Regions from separate parts of the Mus musculus genome. Here region 2 is linked to region 1. The links are chromatin contacts, found by Hi-C or POLR2A ChIA-PET in ENCODE. All regions are on one chromosome and are shown on one strand. Each heading gives the region's core, a stretch centred on a gene start or an enhancer-like site at or near the end of the contact. The rest is flanking DNA. Distances are from core to core; before and after follow the strand shown.

What was found. Hi-C counts contacts between places; a loop is a spot of excess contacts on that map. ChIA-PET counts read pairs that join two places held with the same protein, here RNA polymerase II (POLR2A).
Region 2: a map of T-helper 2 cell shows a loop between it and region 1 (3-fold over the local background). The contact joins the promoter of Ddx58 here to the promoter of Aco1 in region 1. A Hi-C loop is called at or near these places in 1 of 37 maps with a recorded cell type or tissue (T-helper 2 cell). POLR2A ChIA-PET finds 5 or more read pairs at or near these places in 4 of 5 experiments (Patski and embryonic stem cell).

The regions. Positions count from the first base shown.
Region 1 is chr4:40,138,951-40,145,236 of GRCm38, reverse strand. It overlaps Aco1 (aconitase 1), which reads right to left and starts at 1,972. Exons shown (of 21, transcript NM_007386.2): 1 at 1,696-1,972.
Region 2 is chr4:40,235,787-40,241,828 of GRCm38, reverse strand. Ddx58 (DEAD/H box helicase 58) reads left to right here and starts at 2,004. Exons shown (of 18, transcript NM_172689.3): 1 at 2,004-2,238. The coding sequence starts at 2,133.

The DNA.
Region 1 (6,286 bases), core at 723-3,222:
TCCAGACAGGCCCTTCACCTTCTAAAATCATTCATTTCCCAAGGTCCAGAAGAGTTGGAGCTGAGATAAACATCTACTCAAGGATGAATAAGAGAGGCTCCAGTATCAACAATGTGTATAACAAGAACACAAGGGCTCAGATCCCAGCCCCCTTCTCCCGACTGTGGGAGCAACAGCATGAGGACAATCATTTCTAATGTATTACTTAAAGTGCTGAAGCTGCTCAATCAGAACACAATAGCCTCTTTGGGTAGAGGATTAAGAAACTTGTTTGCTTTGAGGTATACATTTTTTGATAATATGTATATAACTTCTATCTCAAATTCCTGTAGACAGCATGAAACAAAGGAAAGACTCTAATGCAGGGTTCCATCTATCACACACAGACACAATGGGCAACTGCTTTCCAGTGGCAGAGGCAGGACCACACACAGAGCTCACCAGGAATGTGGAAGTGGCAGAATTCGGAGACTGGGACACCATACTTCAACAGACCCAAGGCTAGAAACCCCCAACAGAACTGAACACAGGGATAAGGAGGCAAAAACATGCCACCTGGTGTTTTAGACATGACCTCTCAACTGCTTGGTAATCTTACAGCAACCCCTACACATTTGGCATGGTCTAGTCACACCCACCTCCCTGAACTCACAGGTCTGGTGTGCTACATCAGGTTTACACACATCAACTCAGCAGGCACAGAAACAACCAAGGCACACATGAACATCACCCAAAGCCACCACCAACTGTGGGGATCTCGTATTCCGTTGGAAAGTGAGGTCCAGAGTGCTCCTGGGTATCAGAGGTTAACTCCTCCACGGTGCGGAATGGAAGAACCATAAATAAAGTGGCAAACCCAGTGAACTATGCCTCCTAAGCACTGGCTACTTCGGTGGTTCTAAAGTATGCTGCAGAGAAACACAGGCGCAGGTGTTTGGACGGTCAAAACCACTCTTTAAGCAATACAATGTTACATTTTCACCAATATACTTAAAAGTCTTCAGAAGCTACATGACCTGTCATACTGCAACAGGCTGAGTGTCTTCTAAGCAGAGATTTGCAGGAAGGTTAAAGAATGCCATTCTTAATAACAGTGTTTTGGAAACTACAGAATCGGTCTATCTGAATTAAGTATATTAAGTGTCTATACGCTGTATTTATACACTGCAAAAATCAATAGGTACAATCTATATAACAAAGGTTCTTTAGGCGCGCTGCCGGTCCTAAATGCAAAAGTTCGGCAACTTCTGCTGGGAGGCTGTCATGCGTGCTGCAGGGAGATCTGCGGTTCTAGTGCACTGGGCTGGCCAGAGTGGTACAGTCCCGTTCTCCTTGGGTTTCTCAATCAATCACCTTGGACTCTATGCCCTTCCACTGAGGGGGCTCTTACCCTCACCCCGCCTGCCTTCGCCCCGTGCTGGGGACTCCAATCTGCCGGGCACAATCGTTCCTTTCTATCCCGTGGGCTGGGCCTGGCACAATGACACCCCGGCGGTGCGGCCCTCACACCAAGGCGAGAACTCCCGGGGCGCCGAGTAGAGCCACTCCCAGTCCAGAGCGACGCAGGCTGGGGAGCGAGTAGAGAGGTCACCCCAGGAGCCAGCTCCACCGCCTCCCCGCAGCTCTCCCCGTGTCCTCGGGTCTGCACCCGTGGGAAAGGCCTGCACGGACGCCCCGGGGCCGCGTGGTACTCACCGCTCACAGTGCAGTTCCCGGAGCACACAGGCGGGTGCTAGCAATGTCCCAGGCCGACTCCGCGCTCCTCCCACTGAGCGGTCCTCCGGACGCTCCGGCAGCGAGGCGGGACCGGTGGAGAGCGGGCCGGAACCAGCTGCTGCGGGAGAGGGGCGGGGCCCGGGCCTCACTCCGCCCCCCGAGGGGCGGAGCCTGGGCACCTCCTCCCTCTAGAAGCTGCAAGCGATGGCTGAAGCTTGCAGTCTAGTCCGGGTGCGCCCTCCCTTCGGAACCTTCCGATCTTGGCAGATGGGCGGAGTCTAGGGCCTATTCCGCCCCAAGGCCCAGATCTGACTTGAGGTTGCGGCCAAGGGGCAGAGCTTGGGAACACCTCTTCTTTCCAGAGCCTGAAGGCAGACCATACCGAGGGACGAGTCCCAGGCCCCTACATGGCCAGGTTTAGGGGCTGGGCACCGTCCCACCCCTAGAACAAGAGACTCGTGGCCACGGACGGGGGCGGAGCCTAGGACCTGCTCCACCCCTCTGTACCTCCTAGGCCCGAAGGCCCGAAGCTGAAGGCTATTGATCTTCGTGGCTCCTCCCCATAGGCGGGAGAAACTGGGCCCCGAGGCTGCATCTAGCTTTGCTAGTGGCTCAGTCCCAGGAAGTGTAGAGCCGATTTCTAGGCTTTTCCTCTTTTGGAGCGTGGAGAAGGCTGACTGTCCCTCACGAGGGGCAGAGTGTGACATGTAACTGCCTGACTAACGTAGGGAGCCTTAGGATTTCTGTTGCTGCGATGAAACGCCATGACCAAAAAGCAAGCTGAGGAGAAAGGGGTTTATTTGGCTTACACTTCCAATTCACTGGAGGAAGTCAGGACAGGAACACAAGCAGGGCTAGAACCTGGAAGCAAGCACTGATGCAGAGGCCGTGGGGGTGATGCTTAATGCCTTGCTTCCATGCCTTGCTCAGCCTGCTTTATCATAGAACTCAGGACTACCAGCCTAGGTGAGACCACTCACCATGGGCTGGGCCCTCTCCCATTGAGAAAATGGTGAGAAAATGCCTTACAGCTGGATCTCATGGAGGCATTTTCTCAACTGAGACTCCTTCCTCTCTGATGACTAATTTGTGTCAAGTTGGCACACAAAACGCCACCTTTCTTTTAAATGCTGGGTGGTAAGTACGTTTTCTGAGTGCCTCTTCCAGTGTCCCCCACCTCCTCCACCTTGCCCTTCACTTCCTATTCCTACCCCAACTACTGTTTTGTTTTAGATTTCTTCCCGAGGGTTTAGTTGTTTGGGGTTTTTGGTTTGATTTTTGAGTCAGATACTCATGGGCCCCAGGCAGGCTTAGAGCTCATTGTTTGGTGGAACTCCCCAGACCTTGGACTCCCTACATCTACCTTTAAAGTGCCGGGACTGCAGGTTCTGTCCCACCACACCCAGCTCTTATAAAAGGCAGTTTCTCCGTTATTACTAGCTCAAAGCACAGGAAGTATACATCAGGAGCACACTTCAACATGTCTGTAGCTTACACAGAATGCAAACTTTCTATATATAAAACTTGGTTTTAGCCTACAGCAACCCATTAATTACAGCACATGCTGTCCACCGATCTAAAGTCTGAGCTGTGAGACTGAGTGGGGGTTCCGTCCATGCTTAGCAGTTTAGCCTCTCAAGTCAATGTGAATTTGGAAACATGATTGATTAGCTCTAGATGAAAGGATGTAAGGTTTTGCTGCCCAGATCATTTGGAAATTCAGTGTAGGCTTCTACATTGAGTTAACACGAACGAGCATCATATAGGGAGAATGACTAGTAACTAGTATGTCAAGCACTTGGCTAGCGATGGGTTTTGCTGCTCTAGGTTGCTCCCTTAGTGTTGAAGGCCCTGAGTTCCAGGAACTCATCACAGGGTGGATTTGAGTTCCAAGCTGTCCAAGCCTAAGGCTGGTTATTCCAGGTACTCAGGGCAGAGGTGTATTGCTCTTGCTTCCTTCTGCTCTGCAGCAGGTAGAGTTATAACTCCTGATCTTTGGCTGAGACCAAGCTTTACAGTCTCTGCTTTTTGTTCTTCAGAGCCCCTGCCTGTCTTTACACTTTTGCTATTCCTATATAGTCATAGTTTCTTGCATTTTCTTTGGAAACCCTTTAACCACTCCCTAGTGTTATAGTTCAGAGCTCTTGAAGGGCTCGGGAACTCTTAGCTGCCTTCTGTGTTGTTGCTCTGAGCTTTGGCCGTTGGGGTCTCTTAGATCTTGATGACTCTGGAATGCTTCAGCTACCTCATCATTGCCAATGCCAGTGCTGCTGTCTGTGCCATCAGATATGGAAGTCGCATTTTCCTCCATACAACCTGCCTAGCTTGATTAAGACTGTAGACAAAGAGATTATTTGTTAGGTGTTGTGCTAGGCCTAATATTGCAATCCCAGAAGAAGTCTCGAAGATTAAAAAAACAATTAGGGGAAACAGTCTTCTCACATAGCCGGAAGGGGACTATGACATACTTGTGTATGGACTGTAATTCCACCAACCACAGCCCCTGCATGTGCATAGTTCTACCTTACCAATCACAAGTGCTGCATAAACAAACTGACAAGCTTTACTTAAGAACCAATCACAGCAAGCCCCACATTGCACCAATCACAGTTTGTTTTTCTTCCCGAGTCAGTAGAGAGTTACTCTCTTCTCCAGTCTGGAGGAAGAACTAACTTCCCAATGAGCAGACTCATCTAGAATTTACTATCTCTGTTTTATGGAGAACAGAGTCTTCCAAAGCCAGTGCAGTTTGCTGAAGAGGTCGTGATTGGAACAGCAGCTCCTGGATCAAAAGTTTTAGCTTCAACAGCAGCCAGTAGGTGCAGTGCTGCTTGTTTCTGTGAAATAGCTAACTGTTGAGTAGCAGTATCCTCCTAGCCTTGCACTTTGGAAGGAAACTTCTTAAGCTATAAACTTCTTAAGCTATAAGGGGAGGTGAATCAACGGGATGTTTCAAGACGGGATATTTAAAGGGAGATGAAACACGCCATCCTGCAGGGAATCTTCTTAAAACGGTAAATAAATGACTCAAAATAGCTCCAGGAAGTCCCTAGAACTGACCAGAATCACTCCCTGCTTCAAGCACCTATAAACAGTAAGAATTGTTCAGAGTCACTCTCAGACAAGCCAAGCTGCCTGGAAGAAGCAAAGACCAGCAGAGCTGCCTGGAAGAGATCCGTACCAACTATGCAACTTAGAAAAAACACTCCAAAACACTGAATTGCTTGTGGGATGTGCATTGTGTCCCACGTTTCTAGTTTGTGTGAACTGTCATCCATGATAGGGTGGGCTTGGTGATACAGATGTCTTTGAGTAATTTCTGCTCCTATAAGTAACCCCTCACACATATTTCTATAAGTAACACAAATAAAACTCACTGGTTTGATAGTTGGACTTTGACAGTGTCTGTACTTTGGTCTCTGATCAGTTTCCTGTCTGGGATGAGTAGACATTTCTTCATATCTCTCTAGGAATGGTGTCTCAGCATTTCCCCAGGGCATCTATGGTGCATTTAAAGCAACCACAATGCTCTGATGAGTCTGCCAGTTGCCAAGAGAAGCTGCTTTGTAGAGAGAGCCCCACCCAAGGACATAGGGTACAAAAAAACATGTTTGGCAGTTGTTGATCTCTGGCACCCAATAGCTTAACTTATTAGGAGGGAACGTGATCATTTGAAATGTGCTTGAAATAAAGTCTTATCATCTGTACGTAATTATGCTTAATCTCTAGCCAGATGTCAGTGGGGGAAGAGTTGGTCCTTCTCATCTGTCTAAATAGTCTGTACAGTTAATGCTGTTACCATGCACTGCTCCCACTAGAAGTAGAGACCCGTGGTTGAACTTTTACATGTCACTCAATTCAGCTCCTCCAACCACCACTGAAGAGTTGCCAGGTATGAAATGTGCCACTGTATATCTGACTCTTGCGTTTCCATGTATGCTTCTCCCATCATGCTACACAATGTTACCCTGGACTATTCTTAATTTTGAAGAGGAGGTATAATTTCTGTATTCTAACAGGAGGCTTTCCACCCACCTCCCAAATTCCATTCACAATTTTTTTTTCTTGGATGCCCTGGGCATTAAGGTGAGAGTGGAAGGCTGGGAGTAGTCAAGCTGATTTGAACTTGTCCTGAGGTAGGCCTATCTTAAGGTTCAGTGACAACGTGAATATAACTGATAACTAGTGAAGAAAACAATTCAATCATAGATGTGAACAGAAAGGCGACAGCTAACATGCTTAGCAACATATGGGAGGTTCCTATACCCTTCTTCTTGGCTGCTCTTTGCCATGCCATCAGTGGCATGGTATTTGGGAACATAGTGGCCTCTCTTCCACTACTGTCCTTGCTGCCTCTCTGTGATATTTAACTGTGGTGTTGAATTTTAGACATTTTAATTTCCTATAGGCTTTTCCAACTCTGTACTTTTATGATTCAGGTCTTCATTTTTGGATCCTCTGTTTGAGGCCCATCCACTATACTCTTGTTCATCTTGTGTCAGATGTAACTCTATAAGCTGATAAGTTTTCCTTGATCTGTGTGATGGTTTATATATGCTTGGCCCAGAGA
Region 2 (6,042 bases), core at 755-3,254, 97 kb before region 1:
AATCAAAACCCACTTGTATTTCTGTAGGGTAGCAACAACTTGAAAATAAGAATTCATGAACAATCCCATTTACATTAGTATTAAAGGACATGGAGGAAAGTTAATGTGACGTATAAAAGATTTGTACCCTTAAAACGGTAAGGTACGGCTGAGAGAAACCAGAGACCTAAATAAATGGAAAGAAATGCCATGCTCCTGGAGAAGACTGGTCCTCTGACTGCATCTGTGGGCTCAGCGCAGCCCTGATAAACATCCAGTTGGTAGTTACTTGGTTTTGTTTTTCAATTGACCTGTTGGTATTGGATATGGAAATGTAAAACCCCCCGGCATGGTTTTACACACTTTATAATGAGAAACAAGTTTGGGGGACTCAATACTACCTGATTTCAAGATTTCATTTGCAATCTGCAGTAACCCAGGTGAAGTGGTTGGTACTGTTATAAATGTCAGGGAGTAGAAACAGTTGGAAGAGAGTCAGAAGCAGATCTACACACGTAAAGTCCGTTTTGTCTTTTTCTTTTTCCTGATAAAGGTCCCAAGGCTATCCAGAAACGGTAGGTTTTCAGCATATGTGAGAGTATACAATCAGAAGTCTGGAAAAAGTTGCTGTAGTTTTCGTGTTATATCGAAAAGTTAATTTGAAATAACTGTAGAACCAAGAGTAAAACTAAACGTATGATCACTCTAAAAGAAGCGTTGGATAACTTCCAGAGCTGGTGTGCTGGGTACTTTTAGGTCAATTTGACACAAGCTGAATTCATCATAGAGGAGGGGCCTTCAATTAAGGAAATCATAAGACTGGCCTGTAGGGCTTTTGTTGTTGTTGTTGTTGTTTTGCTTTTTTTTGTTGTTGTTGTTTTGTTTTTTTGAGACAGGGTTTCTCTGTATAGCCCTGGCTGTCCTGGAACTCACTATGTAGACCAAACTGGCCTCGAACTCAGAAATCCGCCTGCCTCTGGAGTGCTGGGATTAAAGGCGTGTGCCACCACACCCGGCTAGGGCATTTTCTTTAAATTTTTTTTTTCACTTTTTTTTTTAACGTATTCACTTTACATCCCACTCACTGTCCCCTCCCAGTCACTTCATGCCCCCTCCCCTACTCAGTCACTTCATGCCCCCTCCCCTACTCTGAGCGGTTGGAGGCCCCTTTGGGTATCAAACAAACACACACACACACACACACACACACACACACACACACACACACACACACACACTGGCATATCAAGTCTCTGTTAGGCTAGGCGCATCCTCTCCCACTGAGGTCAGACAAGACTGCCCAGCTAGAAGAACATATCCCACGGACAGGCAACAGCTTTTGGGACAGCCACGCTCCAGTTGTTTGGGACTCATAAAAGACTAAACTCACACCTGCTACAAAAGTGCAGGGAGGCCTAGGTCCAGCCTGTGTGTGCTCTTTGCTTAGTGGTGTCTCTGAGAGCCCTAAGGATCAAAGTTTGTTGACTCTGTTGGTCTTCCTGTGGAGTTCCTATCCCCTTCGTCCCCCTCCCCACCCTGCAATCTTTCCCTCAACTCTTCTTTAGGCCTGGTGGTGGTGGTGTGGTGGCATGGAGGAGGTGGTGGAGGGGGTGGGGGTCTTTAATCCCGGTTCTTGTGAGACCGAAGCAGGGACGATTTCGGAGCTCTGTGAGTTTGAGGCCAGCCTGGTCTATAGATCTAGTTCCAGGACAGTCAGAGCTACATAGAGAAACCCTGCCCCGAGGGGGGGGGGGCGCGGGGAATGGTTAAAGATTATTGCAGGACCCAGCTGATCTGTGGAAGAGGTAACGGGTGTTTATGTTTTTCGAAACTCATTGAACAATGCACTTCAATTGTGCGCACTTTAGAAATATAAAGCCACCACGCGAAAAGCTGCGCCCCAACTTAAAGGCAATTTCCAAGGTACTTCTGGGTCCTTGCGGTTCAGTGGCTGTCTAGGTTCAGAAACGAAACTGGATCCCCGCCCCGCCCCCCCGCCCCCCCCCTCCCCAGCGCCCTGAGGCAGTTTCGATTTCCTATGGCCAGCCGGCTAGGCAGCTTTTTCATCGGGACTCCTTGGAAAGTCCCCACTTCGTTCATCTCTGGCGGATTTGCGGGAGCCAGGGCGCTCATCGATCGCCTGGAGCCACAGAATGACAGCGGAGCAGCGGCAGAATCTGCAAGCATTCAGAGACTATATCAAGAAGATTCTGGACCCCACCTACATCCTCAGCTACATGAGTTCCTGGCTCGAGGATGGTGAGTGGTCCCCAACTGGGGCTCTCAGGCTCTCCACCTTAGCGAGGGGAAAACATCACTCAGATCAGAAACAATTGAAGGCTCTGCCCCCCCCCCTCCCCCGCGCTGTCCTTAAGTTAATTTGTGTAACCCGGTGTATGTGAGACTCCCAGGCCATATTAGAGTAGACAGCATAGGGATTTGATGGTCAGGAACAAAATTCCTGCAAGCTGTAGTAACTTGCATAAGGATGCCACTCTTTTCTTTCTTTCAATGCTGGGGAAATAGTTTGTTTCTCTTATTTACACCTTCTAGACTGCTGTGTGCCTCCCTTTGTCCTGTCATGAGAAACTGAGAAATCAGAATGCGCCCGCCCCTCCTTAGATTCCTGTACAGAGCAAAGAGCAAGGCTTTGGGCTCGGGCCAAAGGTGGAGGTGGGGGCCGCAGGAAGCAAGAGGACTGACTGACACGCACATTTCTGTCAAAGGATGTTGCTCACAGGAAGTCCGTGGAAGAAAACTTTCTCCAGACTCCGTGTGTTCAGAGTTTAACACAGTTGTTCATATCTAGCTTTGGGGATTTGATTGGTGGATAATAGACTCTTTGTAAATTGCACTGGGTGTTTCCACCTGAGCAAACAGACCTCCCCACCTCACCCCCACCCCCAGGGAGAAGGGAGAGGGCGTTTGAAGGGGTGACCGAGGGCGTGCGGCAGCTACTTTTCATTTTGCCAGTTAAAGCCTAGATGTCTTTCCTGGCGTTGGACGACGGTGGCAACTGCAGGTTAATTCTGACTCTCTTGAGTTCCGAAGCCTAACAGGCTATGCAGAGAGGAGTAAAAGAGCACTACCCAGGGCTACCCACATCCCGGTTGTGTTAGAGAGAAGCAGCAAAAAAGCCCTAATGATTGGGGGCGGGGTCTGAGGAGAGGAAACCCACCCAAGAGGTTTCTTAACACCAGGGTCACTTGCCTTTCAATCCTTTAATCTGATCTTTAGTCATTTACATTAGCATACAAAGTAACTAGTTTCAATACTGAAACAAAGTAACTAGTTTGTTCAGCCATTCCTGCCATTGCTCTTTGTTCTTATTTAATTGCCTCTTCTGTGGCTCTTCCACCCCCTTTACCTGTCCCTCTCTGGATGCCCTCCCCCCCAAATGGTACCCCGTTCTGCTTTCTTATAACATGAGGTTCATCACACTCCCTCCCTCCCTCCCTCCCCCATTTAAAGTATCATCCTTTCCTCTCAGGGTGCCTGTTTTAGTTTCATGAATTTTAGGGTTTTGGTTTTTTGTCTGTTTAGTTATGAGATTTTTTTAAAAATGTGGATTATGTTGAATTTGTAGATTGTTCTTGGTGCTAGAGGCCTTTTTATAGTATTATTTCCACCCATCTTGGGAGATCTTTCTGAAATCTTCCAGTGTCTTCAAGAATTTTTTTTTCCCACTGCCTTAGAAGTTTGCATTGTAGCTATCGTTCACCTCTTTGGTTAGGGTTTGTTGTTATTTGTTTGTTTGAGGCTATTGTGAATAGAACTCCCTCCTTCCCCCATATCTTTCTGGGCCAGGTTGTTCTTAGTATGTAAGTAAGCTACTGGTTTCTGTATGTTTATTTAGAACCCTGCCTCTTGGTTGACTTTTTATGAGGGCTGAGAGTTTGTGGTAGTCTTTGGGGGGTCTTTATAGGATTATATAAGAATCATTTGACTCATTCCTTTCCTATTTGTCTAACTTTTGTTTGTTTGTTTGTTTGTTTTTTTGAGACAGGGTTTCTCTGTATAGCCCTGGCAGTCCTGGAACTCACTTTGTAGACCAGGCTGGCCTCGAACTCAGAAATCTGCCTGCCTCTGCCTCCCGAGTGCTGGGATTAAAGGCGTGCACCACCACACCCGGCCATCATTTCCAAGTTAAAGATTTGATCTACATTAGACGCCGCCACGCAGAAAACCTTGAGACTTGGTGGAAAGGCCAAAGGCCATTAAAATAAATTTTCTTTTTTCTTTCTTCCATTCTTTCCTTTATTCCTTCCTTCCTTTCTTTTTGTTTTCTTTCTTTTCTTTTTCCTTTTTCCTGAGACAGGGTTTCTCTGTATAGCCCTGGCATCCTGGAACTCACTCTGTAGACCAGGCTGGCCTCGAACTCAGAAATCCACCAGCCTTTGCCTCCCAAGTGTTGGGATTAAAGGCATTCGCCACCACTGCCCAAATATTTTATTTATTTATTTATTTATTTATTTTTATATATGTGATGAGTACACTGGAAATTCCATCAAAAAGAGCAGGTTTGACTGGTGTCACTAGATTTACTATTGATAGGGATCCCTAAAGGAGAGCTAAGGTAAAGGGCTCTCCCTCTCCTAGGTCTTCTGCATACCTTCCTTGAGTGTTCTGGGCCAGATCTCCTAAGCTCTAAGAATGTGCTGAAAACACACTGGGAACTGGCTCCCTCCTTGGGAATTTGTACTCCCTCTGCTGTGGGAAACTTGGATATAAGAGGCTACAGGAGGACAGTGAGTTATACCCCAGGCACAGAGTTAGCGTGTACATTCAAAACGCATACCATTTTGAAAGTAGCAGCTGCTAGCATTTCCTGTCACCTGGTCAACCTGGTCTCTTTAGCTGCCCCACCCCTTCCACTTTTCTGCTGTGTTTCTTTTACTCTCTTAGCAAAAATTGGAATGAAAGACCACAAATGTATTTGTAATTCAAAATGCTTGCTGCATCAGCTATACTCGTTACTGTTGCCATAGGGCGTTCATTCCCACCCACCCCCAACCCCTTAGTCCAGCAGTTGCTTCAGAGTTTTGAAGAAGAGGAGGAAGCCTTTCTTCTTCCATGTGACACCCTCCACTGCGACTTCTGCTTACTGTGGGGAACTTGAGTGGAGGACGGGAGTGTGCATAGATGAAAGAGTGGAGGACGGGAGTGTGCATAGATGAAGGAGTGGAGGACGGGAGTGTGCATACATGAAGGAGTGGAGGACGGGAGTGTGCATACATGAAGGAGTGGAGGACGGGAGTGTGCATACATGAAGGAGTGGAGGACGGGAGTGTGCATACATGAAGGAGTGGAGGATGGGAGTGTGCATACATGAAGGAGTGGAGGACGGGAGTGTGCATACATGAAGGAGTGGAGGACGGGAGTGTGCATACATGAAGGAGAGGAGGACGGGAGTGTGCATAGATGAAGGAGAGGAGGACGGGAGTGTGCATAGATGAAGGAGAGGAGGACGGGAGTGTGCATAGATGAAGGAGAGGAGGACGGGAGTGTGCATAGATGAAGGAGAGGAGGACGGGAGTGTGCATAGATGAAGGAGTGGAGGACGGGAGTGTGCATACATGAAGGAGTGGAGGACGGGAGTGTGCATACATGAAGGAGTGGAGGACGGGAGTGTGCATACATGAAGGAGTGGAGGACGGGAGTGTGCATACATGAAGGAGTGGAGGACGGGAGTGTGCATACATGAAGGAGAGGAGGACGGGAGTGTGCATAGATGAAGGAGAGGAGGACGGGAGTGTGCATAGATGAAGGAGAGGAGGACGGGAGTGTGCATAGATGAAGGAGAGGAGGACGGGAGTGTGCATACATGAAGGAAAGGAGGACGGGAGTGTGCATAGATGAAGGAGTGGAGGACGGGAGTGTGCATACATGAAGGAGTGGAGGACGGGAGTGTGCATACATGAAGGAGTGGAGGACGGGAGTGTGCATATGAAGGAGTGGAGGACGGGAGTGTGCATACATGAAGGAGTGGAGGACGGGAGTGTGCATAGATGAAGGAGAGGAGGACGGGAGTGTGCATAGATGAAGGAGAGGAGGACGGGAGAG